Linked DNA regions of Homo sapiens: region 2 is linked to region 1. A link is a loop called in an ENCODE intact Hi-C map of the cell type or tissue named here. Cell type or tissue: K562. All regions are shown on one strand. Each heading gives the region's core, and the rest is flanking DNA. Links, peaks and the distances in the headings are about the cores only. Region 1 has its middle 36 kb from the start of LMX1A. Region 2 has its middle 55 kb from the start of LINC01675.

The links. Peaks named below come from ENCODE experiments on the same cell type or tissue, not always from the same donor. Only the 100,000 strongest peaks of a DNase experiment are listed, where the experiment ranks them.
Region 2: it touches region 1 in a loop (10-fold over the local background); 2 of 110 quality-filtered maps call a loop at or near these places.

The regions. Positions count from the first base shown.
Region 1 is chr1:165,387,534-165,397,430 of GRCh38, forward strand. No RefSeq gene overlaps it. Among named protein-coding and RNA genes, the nearest start is that of LMX1A, 36 kb to the left of the region's middle. RefSeq lists a silencer at 5,533-5,582 and an enhancer at 5,693-5,902. In K562, for the core only: a CTCF peak has its summit at 5,544 (motif pointing right); a DNase peak (open chromatin) is centred at 5,598.
Region 2 is chr1:166,429,805-166,439,701 of GRCh38, forward strand. No RefSeq gene overlaps it. Among named protein-coding and RNA genes, the nearest start is that of LINC01675, 55 kb to the right of the region's middle. In K562, for the core only: a CTCF peak has its summit at 4,064 (motif pointing left); a DNase peak (open chromatin) is centred at 4,067.

The DNA of each region.
Region 1 (9,897 bases), core at 901-8,900:
TTTCTCTGTGTGTGTGTGTGTGTGTGTGTGTCCTCTCCATATGTTCTGTGTTATCACACCCATTGTAAGATGGAAAGACAAAGGCCCTGAAAAATCACTGAGTAGAAAAGGACACTCCAAAAAATGTTTCTCTGTCTCCAGGAAGCCTGTGTCTAAGTCATGGACAATAGCTGGGTGTTTTCCAGCTTTTAAATCTCTTCAAGGAAATTGGAACATGACTGATCCCATCCTGGACCAAATTTCAAAAGACATTTTTGCAGACAAATTAGCTTCCTAGTTGTGTCACCTGAATTACTACTAAACCACACTGTCTCCTTCCATTGACCACATGGCCCCAAATAAGAGATTTTGCCCTCCCGTCATTACTGAAAAATTTTCAACTTTTCTTCCAATTCATTCCTCATATAGGACTTATTTATATTAGACATTTGACAATGCAATTTTAAAGGAGAAGTACAAATCACTATTAAAATGTATATGACATATTTATTGATTTTTGTTCAATTGTTAAGAAGTTTGTAACTTTTTTTTCCTTTTTTCTTCTGTGAAGTGGCACTCTGAAAGCCAGCTGATAGGCTTCTGAGTCAGCGTTGCTGTTTCTAATTATTGAATATCTAGAAGCAGCTCCAGACAACTGCTCAGCATTACGTTCCCACCAGCCAAACCTGAGAGACAGAATTCTTGGTTACAAAATGCTGGAGTTAAGGGTTGAAAGACAACTTCCATTATAACCTCCTGTTTTCACTCACTTAAAATTGCCCAAAAATTGTCCTCTTGCTCCAAATCATTTCATGCTCTGTTTCCACCCCAAGGATGAAATTGCTTGGAAAGTTTGAACAAAAGTGGTTTAGCCAGTTTGGATTCAGGCAATTTGGGGGAGAATATCCTTTTTCAACTGAAAAACAAATAATGTGTATCTCTGGCTATGGACAACCCCAAAGCAGCTGTCACCTTATAGCATCGGTTCTCTTGTGTGGGTGGTCAGCTTTATCCAAGAAAGGAAGTGTCTGTGGATACAGTGGAAATCCAGAATCTCAAAGAAGAAATCAGAAGCAATGATGGTATGGATTTGTGCTTTCTGTTCTACAATTTGGTTGCCGATGGGGAAGGAGGGCAGGAGGAGAAGGACTTATATTATCTGCAGAATAAAGACTGTCCTCTTTTCCTAGAATTAACTGTTTTGTTTGCAATAGAATACAGTGGCTAAAAGTATGGGATTTAAATTAAGGCATTCATGGATTCGAGTTTGGATTCTGCCCATGACTAGCTATGTGACACAATTAGTAATAAAACCTCCCTAAGCGTTGATATCCTCTCCATTAAAATGGGGATCATGATAGTAGCCACTTCATAGAAGTGCACTGAGGATAAAATAAGGCAATACATATGAAATGCTTGGCCCAATGTCTGGAGTACCATGTGCAGGCAATGTAGGTTGCCTGGTAGTAGAGCAATGGTAGTAATAGAGAAATACACAGACATGGCTGCATGTTGAATCTGTCAGTTGTGTTGACATCTAGGTTTTTGCCTTTCTGGATCCATTCCCAATTCTGGTGAGCACACCTCAGTTTTCATTTTTGGAAACCACTCCTTCCCAGGTTCAGCCCATGTGATTCAGATGTTGCTATCCCTCCCACCATTCTCACAGGTGTATCTGGGACCTAATTCCAACAAAGTAGAGCTTGTGAATATCTGCTCCGGGATTTCTGCTGGAACGTGGGCAAAGAGAAGATCTCTCCTCCTTTGGCTAGGGTCACTGGCCCACAAGAATGCCAACTTAGAGTTCCTGGAAGTCACTTTTTGTCAAGCTTACCAAGAATGACTCTAACAGAGAGAAATACAGACCCCAGAGATAGCAAGAGTCCTGAAGGCATTATCCGAGTGCCTGGGCCCTCTGTACCTGCAGCTGGTCCTGTCCTAAGACTTTCAGTTTTGTGAGACTTTTTTCTTAAACCAGATTGAATTGGACCTGTATTATTTCCATTAGTCCTCTTCAAAAAAGAAGCTCAAGGCTAAAAGCATCCAGCAGTGAGGCAGAACTCTTCATGATGTTTGGAAAACATGTATTTTTTCTGCTTCTACTTTGCTGGCAGCTTTGGACAAGTCCCTTTGCCCTCTGGGTCTCTAGGACCTCTACAGTGAGATCAGGCAGAAGTAAGAAGGGGCCGCTGAAGTTGCAACATCCTGAGCATCTATGATTTGGAGGAAATAGTGTATAGGGGAATCACAGTCTATACTTAGGTTTTTGGTGACAAAGGAGAAATTAAGAGTTTGTGGTTAAAAGTTAGAGTCTGTCTCACTTTAGAGATTAATTTTGACTTTCAGCTTTACTACTTGTTGTGGGACCATGGGCAAGTGACTCGGCCTCTCTGAGACTCCTCTTCAATTGTAATATAAAGATACTAAGATTAGCTAGAGAAAGGAACTTTCTACTCTTCCTAATCTCACATACTCATTTTAGCCCAAAGATGAAGGGCTCCTGCTTTTCTACTGGACATAAAAGTCCTTGATGAAATCCTTTGGCTTCCCTGTCCGCACTGTCACTTGCTCCTCTTCATAGGAGAGAGGTAACTAGTCAGATTGGTGAGATTAAGAAAAGCAGCCATTTGTTCAGCCATGTTTCTGCCTTGGGCAAGGTGGAGGGGTAAAATCTTGACCTGTTGCCTGGACCTGCATGTGTTGAAGTTCAGTGAGCCACATGCTTCCAGGACCCATGGGATGAATCCCTGAACAGGGGCACTCTCACCACAGAAGGTCCCCATTCTTCAGCTTCTCCACCTGGGAAAGCATAGGTAAGTCAGGTCAGCCCTGCACTGTGGACTTGGACATCTGTAATTCAGGAAGGGAAGAGGGTAGAAAAGCCTGTCATGTTCTCCATTCAAGATCGGTCTCTTACAAAGCAAATACTTTGATCCCCACCTGGCTCCTTGAGTCTGTTGTTAGGTTAATGAGAAAATGATTCTGGGACCTTTGGACGAAGGAGATTCCTCCAACAAGACCCCAAAATTGCAAACCATAAAGTGAGAAACGGATGGATTTGACCACACCAAAATTAAAGATTCTGCTGGAGTGAACAGATGGTATTAGATTGGGAGAAACTACTTGTAACATTTCTGTTATAAAACAGCAGAAATTTCTCATAGTTCTGGAGACTGGGAAGTCCAAGATCAAAGGACTAGCAAGTCTGGTTTCTGATAAGGGCCCACTTCCTGGCTCATAGATGGCCAACTTCTGATTGTGTCCTCATGTGGTGGAAGGACCAAGGGATCTCTCTTGAGTCTCTTTTATAAGGGCACTAATCCCATTCTCTGCCCCCATGATCACCTATCAAAAGCCCCACCTCACCCATTGCCTTAGGGGTTAAGATTTCAACATTTGAAATGGGGAGGAGGGACATAAACATTCAGTCCATTGCAATATATAGTAAGCACTTGCCCCTTCTAGGCCAGGCCTAAATTGTAATTCTTTTAAGATAAGCAATAGAACACACATAAGAAATCTGAATGGCTAATAAGGAAAGAGAAGATCCCAACCTTTCTAGTAATAAGAGAAAGACAAATCAGAGAAAGACTTTGTATGAAGCACACTGACAAAATTAGAAATTTGAACTATAACAAATGCTAAGAAGGATGTGTGGAAATGAGACCCTTATGCACTGGTGGGAGTATATACTATATATATATATAGGTGCAAATGTTTGGAAAACAGTAGGAAAGTACAGTGAAACTGGGTATGTGGATACTCTGCAATTAGGCAATTCCTACTCCTGGGTATACACCCCAGAGACACTCCCATACAGGTAAGCAAGGAGACGTATGCAAGAATGCCTGTCATGGTAAAGAGCTGTCAGCCATCTACGTGTTTACTGAAACACTGTGCAGCAATTAAAAGGAACTGGCCAGAGTTACACAGAGCATCGCTGATGGATGGCAAAGCACAGTAATGAGAGAAACAAAGAAGAATGGATAAAATGAAACTGATACCAAAAAAGTCATTCGTATACAGTTTTAAAACAACAAAATAATACCATATAATTTCCATGGATGTCATGTATAGAAATAAACCTTTGGAAGGTGGATTTTCAAGGACCCACTAGAAAAAAAATAGGAACTTGGAATCTTTGGGGAAGATTTGGATCTGAGATAGCAGATGACAGGAGAAGAATAAACAAAAGAGGTAAATTGGATGGTCTGTTTTGCCATCAACTGAGATAGATAAACTCAATTCTGCTCACCTGGGATTAGAAACCATCTTTATAAATCTATATATATATATTTTTTGAAACAGGGTCTCACTCTGTCACCCAGAATGGAGTGCAATGGAGCAATCACGGCTCACTGCAGCCTTGACCTCCTGGGCTCAAGAGATCCTCTCACCTCAACCTCCCGAGTAGCTGAGAATACAGGTGTGCACCACCATACCTGGCTAATTTTGTTTTTTGTATTTTTTGTAGAGATGGGGTATTGCTATCTTGCCCAGGCTTATAAATCTATCCTTTAACAGCACACTAAACCCATAGCAGGTGTTCAACTCATAATTATTTAATAATTTTTTAATCTGTGTGTTTTATCCTTCAGATCCTGGGCTTTCTAAGGAATAGGACTTTTTCAGCGTTCTCTCTGAAACCAGTGCCCAGAGCTTAGGGTGAGCTCCTGCTTTCATGTAAGGTAATGAAGTAGAATGTCAATCTATCTCTAAAAGACATTATTGATTTGATGAGGTAGAAGGAACTTTAGAGATTATCTGGTTAGAATCTTTGATTTTACGGAAGAGAAAGCTGAAGGCCTGAGAGGTTTAGAGACATGCCTAGGTCAGACAACTCACCTGCCCTCTAACTCCCTGTCCCCTGCTCCTTCCACTGGGCCACCTGCCATCAGCATTGCTCCTCCTAAGGGCATTGCAACTTCAGCTTGCTGTGAACACCCACATCTGGCTCTGCAAATTTGGGAAGGGCTGATCTGGCACTTTTGTACTCTGCATGACAACCAGGAAAAGAACAACAGAAAATTTCCCTAAAACATCTCCCCATTAAAAGCTCGCATTTAGCCATTCTCAAATATCTCAAATTCTACCTGTGGGAAAGAGGTCTGACTGTCATGTTGCTGTGGGAACAATATTGTTGTACAGAGTGGTCACCCGCTTTGAAGAACCAGTCCTGATGTGGCATTAGCCTTCGGCTTTGTATGTGATGCCGGTGAATTGGCAGTTACATACCTGTGTCCCCTTTAGCTAGTGGGGTGGCTGACAGGTGAGGAGGAGGTTGTTCTTTCCCAGCCTGAACCTGACTCCTTTTCATGCATTCTCTATGGGATGCTCCAACCATTCCCCCTTGAGATTCCTCTTCTAAGCCCATTTCCCGAGTCTGAAGTAAACACTCCATTGAGTGAGTATCTGGCTAAGGGCACCCTTTCCTCTGAGTCTATTTGAAGTTCATTTCTCAAACTACTCTTTTTGTTTTCAATTTTTAAAGTCCCTTCCCTCTCAGTCCTCCTGGAAGCGGCTTTCTCCGGGATGTGATGCCCCTGAGCGGACAGCAGAGGGCGCCCATGCCTAACAATCTTCCCGCACAAAGTGTGCAGCCGGGAGGGGCAGGTTGCAAGAGTCCCTCGCAGCTGCACAACCCAAGATGCCTCCCCTGGGGAGGCTGGGCGGGGCCAGTTCCTCTGTGGTCTGTGGTCTGTGGTCTGTGGTCAGAGATGGTTGTGTGCGCCAGCACTGTCACGGGAGACATTTCCATGGAGTTTTCTGTAGAGGAGGGTGAAAGCTGCTCTTCCTGGCTGGGAAAGAGTTTGGGTCTCCAGTTCTCTTCATAAACTAACAAACCTCTTATTCAAATCTGCCTTCCCTGCCTGCCTTCGGAGAAAAGGGGTTTGTGCCTTCCATTCCACTCCGCACTTAGCCCCTCCCAGTAACTCCTTAATTAATCGTGTAGCTGCCGCCCCAAGCTTTCTCCTAGTGGAAAGGCATTGTTGATTTATTGCCTGAAGCCTTGAGATCGTTTGGCTCCAAGACCCAGTTCTTCCAGAGCCTGAGTCAGTTTTTTTGAGTTACAGAAGTGGTGGCAAATTTTCATTCATAGAGGGTAGATTTGGTTTTTAAAAATGATCAAATGCCATTCAGCTCCAAATCTCTTGAGCAATGTAGGAAATAAAGCTGAGAATATGAATGTGCCAGCCTGGGCCCTGGTGTATGCTGGGTTCCGGATTGATGGGCATGTTACATGAACCTGGACCAGGAGATATGTTATAGTTGTTGTTATTTAATAAGTCTTTACTATAGAATCATGAGATCATGTATCTTAGGTGGCCTTAAACCAGCTCTGAAGACAAATGTAAAAGGGAACTATCCAAGGAAAATATCACTGTAGTAAAACTCCTGAAGGAGATGTTAGCTAAATGTTGGTTTGTTTATCCAAGTTCCACATTTATTAAAAAACACCATCCCTTATTATTTTATGTTTGTTCTTCATATATACCAATCCCTCAACCTACAAATATTTCATGGGCACAGAATATAAAAAGTTCACTGAGGGCCGGGCATGGTGGCACACACCTGTAATCCCAGCTACTCGGGAGGCTGAGGCAGGAGAATTGCTTGAACCCAGGAGACGGAGGTAGCAGTGAGCCGAGATTGCACCATTGCACTCCAACCTCGGCTGAGACTCCATCTCAAAAAAAAAAAAAAAAAAAAGTTCACAAGGATATAGGCCCAAAGGTCTTGAAGTTGAGTGGCACTGGCTCTGCATCTGCCATGAGAGTAGCTGAGTTCCCCAGGCTACCACCGTGTGTGTCCCAAGACAAGCCATTGAATCTCTAGAGTCTCAGTTTCTCATCTTTAACATGGAGACCTCAACAGCTCCCCTGCCCAGTGAAACCCCATCTTTACTGAAAATACAAAAATTAGCGGGCATGGTGGCACACACCTGTAATCCCAGCTACTTAGGAGACTGAGGCAGGAAAATTGCTTGAACCCAGGAGGTGGAGGTAGCAGTGAGCTGAGATCGTGCCACTGCACTCCAGCCTGGGCTACACAGTAAGACTCCATCTCAAAAAAAAAAAAATCACTGAGGATATAGGCCCAGAGGTCTTGGAGTTGAGTGGCACTGGCTCTGCATCTGCCGTGAGAGTAGTTGAGTTCCTCATGCTACCACCATGTGTGTCCCAAGACAAGTCATTGAATCTCTAGAGTCTCAGTTTCTCATCTTTAACATGGAGTCCTCAACAGCTCCCCTGCCTTCTTCTCCAAGGCCAGATTACCACCACAGATCTTCGTGTGTGCTTTGTGAACTTCAAAGTGCTGTAGGTGTATTGTTGCTTAGGATACCTTGATCCTTGTGCTTTCTGCTTTTTTCCATTGTAAGTTCCCTGAACGCAAAGAACATGCCTCAAGTTCTTGGGCCATTGCCCACTGTGCCCATGAAGGGTAACTTGGCAGTCAATGGAGACCTCATACCTTATCTTAACATCCTACCCAGGACAGGTTTTCTGGCTCAGGGCTCCAGTGGGGAGGCTCCTGGGCTTGCTATGGGAACACACCACTTTCAGTGGGCTGCCGTGTACTGGGAATGAAACCAGAGGTGCCAATTGCACTAACATGTGTTGAATGCCAACTTTGGGCTGGGCACTCCATTCAAAGATGTTGTGGATATGCAGTTGAATCAGACATGATCTCCTGCTCTCAAGGAGTTTACAAGTAAAGTTGATAGCGTATACAACGAGTCAATAATGCAACGTGCAGTGCTGAATGGGTTCCCAGTGGAGACACAGAATAATGATAATGTTACAAAGATGGAGAGATCAGGAGGAGCTTCACAGAGATGTGGCCTTTGAACTGGTCTTAAAGGATGAGTAGGACTCAGGTAGCTACAGCTGGTGAAGGAGTCATGCCAGGCAGAGAGGAATGTCTGAGCAAAGACGTAGACAGCAGGTCATTTGAGAAATAGCTAAATCAGCTGGAGGTGTGTGTGATGTACAGAAGGAGAGAGCTGGGAACTTTTTCTTTGGGGCCTAGCCATGGACAGCCTTAATTGCCCTGATAAAAAGCTGGGGCTTATCTCAGAGGCAGAACTAAATCATAACAGCTGATGCTTTGGGCAGATGGACTCAGACAAGCCATGTAGGCTATTCCAGAGGCAGAAGTGAAAATGATGTTGCTAAGTCTGAGAGACTGGTAACCAAAGAAGGCAAAGTCAAGCTGGTGCATGCCTGGGGCCTGGGTTTTTACAAGTGCAGCTGGTATTGCAAAGCCTCTACAGTCAATGAAATGCAAACAGAAAAGCTTTATGCTTTTCCAGCCAGTCTTCAAACCAACTCTCTGCTGTTCCCACTCCTTGCCTATTAACAGTACTTCAGGCAAAGCCCAGAATATCTCATTTCAGTAGTTATAAAGTCTGGTCTTAACCAAACTTAGTGGTCAATTCTTTCTCTCTGCCTCTACCTTCTTCCCCCTCCTTCCTTTTTTGGGTCTTCCTTCACTCTCTACCAGGGAATTGGGCCCTGGAGAAAGGATGAGAAGAGAGAGAAGTGCTCTTAAGTACGTGGTGCTGTTGATGCCTTCCATGTGGCAAGTATCAACAGGTGGGTCTTCTTAGTGCACATGGTGAGCTTTCAGGAGGCCCCATGGGGAACTCTGTGCTGCGAGCTAATAGGTATGGGCAGCGAATGCTCTGCTTGACCCCTTAGTTCCTGCCCACAGCAGTTCAACCCACAGCCTCCTACTGCGGGAGTCCCCTTGCCTTGAGAGGCCACTCTGTTGGTTTGGTACCTTCGGGATATTCTAAACACAACTTTTTTCCAGGGAATTCACTTGGCCCACAGAAAATGCCATATCCTGGACAAACGAAGTACAGGGAGGGGAGCGGTGGGATACAGTGCTCTCCCTTTCCTTCCCCACTTACACCCTCACAATGGGCCCCTGTCCTCAGAGGTCTCTATCAAGAAGAGACATCCATCTCGATGCTCACGGTAGCTCAGGCCCCTCCCAGCTCTCCCTCCCCACCCTCTGTGGCAAGGTGGGGCAGTGGGTTTCTGCTGCTAGGCAAGCATCAGCCAGGATGCCAGGTGCCAGCCTCCCCATTGTGTAGGTACCCACGCCCACTCAATAAGTGGCTCTTTTCTGCCCCCTTCATTTGCCACGGGAATGGGGATCCCTCCCTCTCGCTGTATACCCTGAAGGGGTAGGGTAAAGCCATGACTCTACTCCCCAAATACTCCTTATTCTACGGACTTCTCTCCTTAAATTCCAATCTTCTATGAACATTGGCTCAAGAAGAGGAATAAGTCACAGAACCAGCTCATCTACCTTCATAAGTCCTTAGAACATGAGGGGACCTCATGGCCTCACCTTGGGGCTTTAGCCAAAATTCCAAAACGACAGGAAGATACTCTTTGGTATTTTATTCCATTAGTGACACTTTGTAGCAGAGTTTCACCATCTCAGTACTTGTGACATTTTGGGCCAGATAATTCTTTGCTGTGGGGCCATCCTGTGCATTATAGATGCTTAGCAGCATCCCCAGCCTCCATCTAGCAGAACTCCCCTTGTCATGACCATCAAAAGTGTCTTCAGATATTGCCAAATGTCCCTGGGGGTGGGGAGGGACACGCTTGTTCCCTGGTGAGACTTTTTTTTTTTTTTTTTTTAGACCAAGTTTTACTCTTGTCACCCAGGCTGTAGTGCAATGGCGTGATCTCAGCTAACTGCAACCTCTGCCTCAAGCGATTCTCCTGCCTCAGCCTCCCAAATAGCTGGGATTACAGGTGCCTGCCACCACGCCCAGCTAATTTTTGTATTTTTAGAAGAGACGGGGTTTCACCATGTTGGCCAGGTTGGTCTTGAACTCCTGACCTCAGGTGGTCCGCCCGCCTCTGCCTCCCAAAGTGCCGGGATTACAGGTGT
Region 2 (9,897 bases), core at 1,001-9,000, 1.0 Mb after region 1:
AGAGCGGGATATCTCAGATGGAAATGTAGAAATCACCCGCCTTCTGCGATGATCTTGCTGGGAGCTGCAGACTGGAGCTGTTCCTATTCGGCCATCTTGCCATCCACCTCCTAACTAGCCTTTTTTTTTTTTTTAAGCTAGGGTGTCTACAGGAGAATCTGCTTGGCCTAAATATCTTCAAAAAGCCCGTATGGATCAACTGAAATTTATCAATAAGAATAAAACAAGTCTTCCTCATTTTATAATCATAGTGTTTGTATGATATAAAAAAAATTCCTCCAAATGCACTGAAAATGTGATTTAATTCACCATAATCTTATTGGCCCACAACTTTTCCAGGAAGGGTCTCTTAGACAGAAGTTCTGTCTCTTTCCACAGAATGAGAAAACTCTGGGGTAAGGTCCCACAGCAAGTTGCTATTGGAACAAGAGGGGAATAAAGTTTAGAGACAATCCAAGTTCAATTAATTGTGGGTGCATTTAAGAAATTTCAGCCAATCATGTAAGACAGGAGAGAATACATTTAATGTTTTGATAAAGAAAAAAATTTCAGGCTGGCCGTGGCGCATGCCTGTAATCCCGGCACTTTGGAAGGCCGAGGCAAGTGGATGACCTGAGGTCAGGAGTTCGGGGCCAGCCTGGCCAGCATGATGAAACCCCATCTCTACTAAAAATATAAAAATTAGCGGGGTGCCAGGTGTGGTGGTGGGCACCTGTAATTCCTGCTTCTCGGGAGGCTGAGGCTGAAGAATCACTTGAACCTGGGAGGTGGAGGTTGCAGTGAATGGAGATCGTGTCATTGCACTCCAGCCTGGGCAACAAGAGTGAAACTCCATCTCAAATTTTTTTTTTGTTTTGTTCAGAACATTGTGTTGTCCAGTTCTTCCAAAATTCTTCCTTTTAAAGAACATTCCATGCTCATGGATAGGAAGAATCAATATCGTGAAAATGGCCATACTGCCAAAGGTAATTTATAGATTCAATGCCATCTCCATCAAGCTGCCAATGACTTTCTTCACAGAATTGGAAAAAAATACTATAAAGTTCATATGGAACCAAAAAAGAGCCCACATTGCCAAGACAACCCTAAGCCAAAAGAATGAAGCTGGAGGCATCATGTTACCTGACTTCAAACTACACTACAAGGCTGCAGTAACGAAAACAGCATGGTACTGGCACCAAAACAGAGATATAGACCAATGGAACAGAGCAGAGCCCTCAGAAATAATACCACATATCTACAACCATCTGATCTTTGACAAACATGACAAAAACAAGAAACAGGGAAAGGATTCCCTATTTAATAAATGGTGCTGGGAAAACTGGCTAGCCATATGTAGAAAGCTGAAACTGGATCCCTTCCTTACACCTTATAGAAAAATTAATTCAAGATGGATTAAAGACTTAAATGTTAGACCTAAAACCATAAAAACCCTAGAAGAAAACCTAGGCAATACCATTCAGGACATAGGCATGGGCAAGGACTTCATGACTAAAACACCAAAAGCAATGGCAACAAAAGCCAAAATTGACAAATGGGATCTAATTAAACTAAAGAGCTTCTGCACATCAAAAGAAATTACCATCAGGGTGAACAGGCAACCTACAGAATGGGAGAAAATTTTTACAATCTACCCATCTGACAAAGGGCTAATATCCAGAATCTACAAGAACTTAAACAAATTTACAAGAAAAAATCAAACAACCCCATCAACAAGTGGGCAAAGGATATGAACAGACATTTCTCAAAAGAAGACATTTATGCAGCCAACAGACACATGAAAAAATGCTCATCATCACTGGTGATCAGAGAAATGCAAATCAAAACCACAATGAGATACCATCTCACACCAGTTAGAATGGCAATCATTAAAAAGTCAGGAAACAACAGGTGCTGGAGAGGATGTGGAGAAATAGGAACACTTCTTCACTGTTTGTGGGACTGTAAACTAGTTCAACCATCATGGAAGACAGTGTGGCGATTCCTCAAGGATCTAGAACTAGAAATACCATTTGACCCAGCCATCCCATTACTGGGCATATACCCAAAGGATTATAAATCATGCAGCTATAAAGACACATGCACACGTATATTTATTGTGGCACTATTCACAATAGCAAAGACTTGGAACCAACCCAAATGTCCAACAATGATAGACTGGATTAAGAAAATGTGGCACATATACACCATGAAATACTATGCAGCCATAAAAAATGATGAGTTCATGTCCTTTGTAGGGACATGGATGAAGCTAGAAACCATCATTCTGAGCAAACTATCACAAGGACAGAAAACCAAGCACTGCATGTTCTCACTCATAGGTGGGAACTCAACAATAAGAACACTTGGACACAGGGTGGGGAACATCACACACCAAGGCCTGTTGTGGGGTGGGGGGAGGGGGAGGGATAGCATTAGGAGACATACCTAATGTAAGTGACGAGTTAACAGGTGCAGCACACCAACATGGCACATGTATACATATGTAACAAATCTGTACGTTGTGCACATGTACCCTAGAACTTAAAGTATAAAAAAAAAACAGGAAAAAAAATTCTTCCTTTTAAAAATATTACATGTACATTAGCTCAGAGTTTTGTGAAATTATTTAGTTCAAATGCAATGCCAAGTCATTGGACCTAGTTTGTCACGTTTCACTTGGGTACTTTCAGCATTATTTTGGAATAGGAGTTAAACAAATGTGGCCAACAGCTTGTTGGAATCCAAGAAAGATTTTATCAGTTGTGTTTAGAAGCATGGCAGTCAGAAGCCATTTATTGGCTGGGCACGGTGGCTTACATCTGTAATTCTAGTACTTTGGAAGGCTGAGGTGGGAGGATCCCTTGAGCCAAGGAGTTTGAGACCAGCCTGAGCACCATAGCGAAACCTCATCTTAAAAAAAAAAAATCCCCATTTGTTGAGGCTGGGCAGTCAGTAAATACTCCATAATATGGTCAAAAAGTCTAGAGTGCAAAAATATATATAGATAGATTAAAAAAAAATCTAGGGTGGAAGTAAAAAAGAGGAACTGGATTCATGGGACTGTTAAGAAAGAACTTTCTACTAGTAAGGGTACTGAACGTGGTAGTTGCCTAACCAGGGAAGCTGGAGGAAATTTATGTTTACTTCTGACAAGAAATGTGGCTATAGAGTGCCTGATACTTGTGTTGACATGTGAGTGAAGCAGAGTGTTGAAGGCCTTGTACCTGGACTCCTGGATTTGAATCCTGGTCCTGCCACTTACAAGCTACGTGATCTTGGGCAAATTTCTTAAGCGCTCTGCCTTAGTTTTCTCATCTATAACTTGAAGATAATGTTTTAGCATTGTTGACAGGATCTAATGTATATAAGGTGCTTACAACAGTGTATGGCATACAATAAATAGTATGCAAATAGGTAGCTATTACTACTGTTAAAATATATATTTTTTCAATCACAGTGGTGTTGCCTTTGAAAAACCTTCAGCAGTGGTATAGATCCTGATCTACTGAATGTTTTAGAATAGTCTCTCTGATAATGCAGGCATGTGTTCCAGCAGATGTCCTCATGCCCAGTCCAGCTGCAGAACTTTACTTATTTATTTATTTTTTATTTTTTGGTTATTTGAATTTCTTTTTTTTCTTTTTTTAAATTTATTATTATTATACTTTAAGTTTTAGGATACATGTGCACAACGTGCAGGTTTGTTACATATGTATACATGTGCCATGTTGGTGTGCTGCACCCATTAACTCGTCATTTAGCAGTTAGGTATATCTCCTAATGCTATCCCTCCCCCCTCCCCACACCCCACAACAGTCCCTGGTATGTGATGTTCCCTTTCCTGTGTCCATGTGTTCTCATTGTTCAATTCCCACCTATGAGTGAGAACATGTGGTGTTTGGTTTTTTGTCCTTGCGATAGTTTGCTGAGAATGATGGTTTCCAGCTTCATCCATGTCCCTACAAAGGACATGAACTCGTCATTTTTTAAGAACTTTAGAAATTTGGACGCTGCTTCTCTTTCCTGGGGCTTCAAGGTGAGACACACTCTTCCTAGATGGACTCAGTTACCCAGGACTTTGGCACCCTCTAGTGCATGATAAATGTTGATGCTTTCCAGTTCCCCCCAGCATCTTAGAAAATCAGAGCAACCCCGAGCAGCAAATCATCCCATTGTAGAGGGCTGCTGGGAAAACCCTGCACCCTTGTCCAGGATAGACCTTGTAGGATCAACTGGGAGATCTTGATGTACATTTAAGATCCTGACTCTGCATCAGCAGCAGCAACAGAAGCTAGCAAGAGGCTCCATGACTTTAATCAGCATTCACCGCCAAGTCCATTATCTGTGTTGCTGAAAATGTGGGAGAGACATTGTGGTCATGTGTCAGCCTGTGAAGGATATGCTGACAGCCACATCCCAGAAAAATGCTGCAATTAAACCAAGTCTGAATGCTGTTCAAGCAAAGATGTAAGTACATTTAAAGTGAGAAACATGAGTGAAGAGGCCTCTGTGGGAGTTTAGAAAGGAAGAGACCAAGAAGATTGATTCTCATTCAGGTCATCATAAAACATTACACGAAGGAGGGAACATGTCAAGAGTTTTTGCTATGACTGAAGAGAGAAGAATTGTTTGCCACAGAGTAGGTGGGACAGAGAAGGCAGAGCCTGAGGTGTGCGTGGACTGAGAGAGAATGAACTGTGCCTTGCATAGTGGTGAGTATCCTCACTCCTGAACACTGTTTCTACATCTTTCTTGTCAAAGGAAAAGTTGGGGTGGGTTAGGGAAAGAGTGAGGGCCCCTTTCCCTTTATTATAGTCTTAGGATTAAAGGATGAGAGAGACAGAATGGCCAACCCCAGGCACATGTGTCCTGAGCTGAGAAGGACTCCTGAGTAAGTGAGTGGGTTAGTAAGTCCCTTCTGGTCTGGACGTCTTCCCTGGGTCCTCTTTTCTGTGAATGCCAAATGCCATTTATCCACTGGGATGTGCTCCCTACCCTACATATACCATGACATAGGTACGATGTAGGGAAGTAAAGCAGTGAACAACTTTTACTTTATCTGGACACCTGGACTGAGGATGATCTTGCCAATAAATCTACCCTACTTTACTTCCATTTTGGCAACATTCACTAACACCACGAAAAACACCATTTTCTTCTGTGTGTGTGTGTGTGTGTGTGTGTGTATGGCAAGGAGGGGTGTTAAAACTTACTACATATCAATTCTAAGATCCAGGGGGGCTTTATTTACACTTTCCTATCTCTGAAATTGAGATACCTCTTACATATAATATGGTGCATCATAATTTAATTGGTGGCAATTTTTATTTTTTCATAATATATAAAGTAATAATAAAATTGGAATTCATCTTCCAAATTGTTGATATCTATCTTGATGATGATAACTGATGAAATCTGGTAGTATGAAGCATGTTACCTAAATCCCTTCCAGAAGTCTGCCTTGCCCAATAATACCCCAAATATTTCAAATGCAAAATTTATTCTTCTGAATTATTGCAACTCAGATCTAAGGCATAAATATTTGCAGTGGATGCCATGGTGATCTTCCCAGAATACCCCCACCTAGGACTGGAATTGTTGTTGGTCAATAGCTTTCAGATGAAGAGAACTGCCCCTCCCTCAAACCTCATCCCCATCTTGGGGTCAGGCCACATCCAATGATTGGTTTATGTGGAGATGTGAAGGCTTGCCTCCTTTCCCCATTTGGGATAACTATAGAAGGCCATCCAATTCCAGAGCTTCCGGTAGGATTGGCTGAGGCCTTTGTTACACTGATTTTTATTTCAACTTCTCCCTTTGCCAATTATGCTTCCTTTACTTTTCCTGCATACACAGCTCCATCCTAAAGCCTGCTTCTCGAGCAAGTTAACCTGAAGCAACTGGTACCAGGAGCATCCCAAGAAACTCTAATATGGGGTTTTGGAGCTTCATCACCTGCTGGTGGACCAGCAATAGGATGAAGGTCTGAGTCACTATACCATGTAAGCTTCTTCACTAGCAGAGGTACAAATAGTGAAGGGACTCTAGAATGGAGGTTAGGAGGCATGGAAGAGGGAGATAATATCAATTGTTGCCTGAAGCACAACTGCAATGGCAAGGACTGTAGTTTATGCCACTAACCTTCCCATCATATGTTCCTACCAGAAAAAGGCCCAACAAAATCCTGGAGGAGATTTTATCAGAACTTATTACATGGAGCAAGCAGATACAGACAGTACAAGGAATAGACTACAGTGGATGCCATATAGTCATATACGTACTTCTCAGCTCTTTCCTATAGGACTAAAGCATGCATTCTCCCAGCTGCTTGGAATGAGAGTGGCCAATAGTTTTCACCTGAGCTCCTCTTGAGGCCTTGCCCTCAGGTGGAGACAGAAGCCTCCTTGCCTCTAAAGGTCAGGCTGCCTGCAATGACTGCTCATTGCATGTAATCTCTGGAGGCCATATTTAGCTAGACTAAGTTCCTATTAAACAGGAGATATTGTGAATTTTTGACTTTAGTGTGAGGTGACAAAAAGAAAGTATATAGTAAAGGTCAAGAGTAGAAATTTAGAAATGGCTGCTTTACTTGTCTATGCCAGAGTTTCTTCATCTGAAAATGAGGTTGATAATAATGCTTTTATGTCATAGGAAGGTTGTAAGTTTTAACTTTGATATTATATAATATATATAATAATCTCTAGACATATAGTAGGCAATCCATTTATGGTTGGTATTATTATCAGCTATTCTTTCTTAATTCTAGGGCAAAGAATTACCTCCTTACTTCTACCAGCTGACCCAGGCAGAGTCCAATGTATTTCCCTGCAGAATAGATTGAGGTTTCTTAATCCTCTCATTAGTGAGGTTGCAGGAAAGTATTCTAAATGTATTTTTAAAATTCTAATTTTGTCAAAAGACTCCAGTAAGATAGTGAAAAGTCAGGCTACAGGGTGAGAGAAAATATTTACAATACTTGCACTTGACAAAGATCTCATATCACAATATATAAAAAACTCTTACACATTAATAATTAAAAACCCCAGTCAACTCAACAGAAAAGTGGGCAAAAGTCCTGAACCAAACATACCTGCTGGAAAGGCTAAAAGGGGAGTTGCCAAGTGTTGGGAGGATGCGGAGGAACTGGAACTCTCTATACTGCTGGTGTTAACACAAAATAGTATATTCATTTTGACCAGGTGCAGTGGCTCACGCCCGTAATCCCAATACTTTGGGAGGCTGAGGCAAGAAGATTGTTTGAGGCCAGGAGTCTGAAATCAGCCTAGGCAATATAAGCAGACCTAGCTCTACAAAAAAAAAAAAAAAAAATTAATAGCCAGGTGGTGCGTGCCTGTAGTCCCAGCTACTTGGGAGGATGAGGCAGGAGGATCACCAGAGTTCAGGAGTTCAAGGCTGCACTGAGCCATGATCACGCCACTGCAGCCTGGGTGACAGCAAGACCCTGTTTCAAAAAATATATATTTTGAAACAGTATATATAGCGTATTCATTTTGGAAATCTGGTGGATTCTACTTAAGCTGGGCGTGTGCATTCCCAAACACCCAGCAGTTCTACCCTTAGGAATATACCCAAAGAATTGCATACATATTTTCACCCAAAATATTTAAGAATAGCCATAGCAGCACTATGTATAATAGACAATGTAAAAAATGAAAATTGGCTAACTACCCATCGATGTTGGAATGAGTAAACACATTGTGGTATAATTACACAATAAATACTATACAGTAATGAGAATGAATAACCAATAACTACATAAAGGAATGAATCTCATAAACTTAATATTGAGAGAAAAAATAAGACAAAACATACATACTGTAGGATTTAATTTTTATAAAGGACATATCTGACAAAATTAATCTATGCTATTAGAAGTGCAATACTGGCAACCTTTGGGCAAAGTATTGACTTCTGTGTGCTAGTAATGTTCTACTTTTTGTTCTGGGTGTTGGTTACATGGATACGATTATTTTATAAAAATTCATTGAATTTTATACCTTTGTGTACTTTTATGCATATATTTAGGCTTTAATAAATAGTTAAAAATATATCACTTATACATACATAACTAGCAAACTATATTTCTTTGGCTTCTAGGAGGCTCATACCTTGCAGAAGCAAGGAGGAGCTGAATTATCTTAAGTATCATCATCATCATCACCATTGCCAAAGGAAGAGGCCAAAGAGGTTGGTGGGGGTGAAGGGAGAATCAGATAAAAGAAATAGAGAGTTGAAGGGAAGATTTTGAATTTGTGTTTGAACCCAGTGATTTGTTCACATTTGTTAGGCCCTCTCTAGCCCCTGGGGCACCAAGTCAAGACTTATTTTGGCTGATGTCATTGACATATGCAAATAGGCTAAAAACTTTTCCCCAGTTTCCCAAATGTGTTAACAAAGCTGAATTATGAGCAGCAATTTATTTTTATTGACATTTGAAGCTTGAGAGTGTGGATGATGTTGACAATGACAGCATGTTGATGAGGCAAATTATATACTAGGCTTGAATGTGAGTTGGGGAAGGGAGAAATACCTAGAGAAGGTGTCCCTTGGAGATGACTGCTACTGTGGTAGACCCTCTTTCCCTTTTTTACTGTCCCCTTTTTACCGTTTTTACTTGTCAGGAGCCTATGTCAGACATTCGTAGCTATTGTCCCACCAAGAACTGGCTACTACTATTTTTCCTCCCTATCTGAAGATTTCTGCTTTCTCTAACTCCAGTTTCTTTTTTGTTTAAATAATTTCTTTTTAATTTCTGTGGGTACATAGTAGGTAGTAGGTATATATAGTAGGAACATAATAAGTACCCATTAACCATCCCCACTTCCTCCCAATTCCCTACTATCTTTCCCAGCCTCTGGTAACCATCCTTCTACTCTCTATCTCTATGAGTTCAATTGTTTTAATTTTTAGCTCTCACAAATAAGTGAGAACATGCAAAGTTTGCCTTTCTGTGCCTGACTTATTTCACTTAACATAATAACCTCCAGTTCCACCCATGTTGTTGCAAATGACAGAATCTCACTGTTTTTTATGGCTGAAGAGTACTCAACTATGTAAATGTACCACATTTCTTTATCCATTCGTCTGTTGATGGACATTTAGGTTGTTCCAAAATTTGGCTATTTTGAATAGTATTGCAATAATCTCTTCACTGCAATAGCAGTGCAGATAACCTCATCAACATACTGATTTCCTTTCTTTTGGGTATATGCCCACCAGTGGGTTTGCTAGATTATATAATAGCTGTATTTTGAATTTTTTGGGGAACCTCCAAACTGTTCTCCATAATGGTTGTACTAATTTACATTCCCACCAACAGTATTCCCTTTTCTCAACATCCTCACCAGCATTCATTATTGCCTGTCTTTTGGATAAAAGCCATTTTAATTGGGGTAAGATGATATCTCATTGTAGTTTTGATTTGCATTTCTCTGATGATCAACAATATTGGGCACCTTTTCATATATCTATTTATCACTTCTATATCTTCTTTTGATAAATGTCTGTTCAGATCTTTTGCTCATTTTGGATTGGATTATTGGGTTTTTTCCTATAGAGTTGTTTGAATTCCTTATGTATGCTAGTTATTAATCGCTTGTCATATGAAGTCTTTTGAAAATATTTTCTCCCATTTGTGGGTTGTTTCTTCACTTTGTTAATTGTTTTCTTTGCTGTGAAGAAGCTTTTTAACTTAATGTGATCCCATTTGTCCATTTTTGCTTTGGTTGTCTGTGCTTGTGGGGTTTATTCAAGAAATCTTTGCTCAGTCCAATGTCCTAGAGAGTTTCCTCAGTGTTTTCTTGTAGTAGTTTCATAGTTTGAGGTATTCGACTTAAGTATTTGATGCATTGTAATTTGATTTTTGTATATGGTGAGAGATAGCAGGGGGTCTAA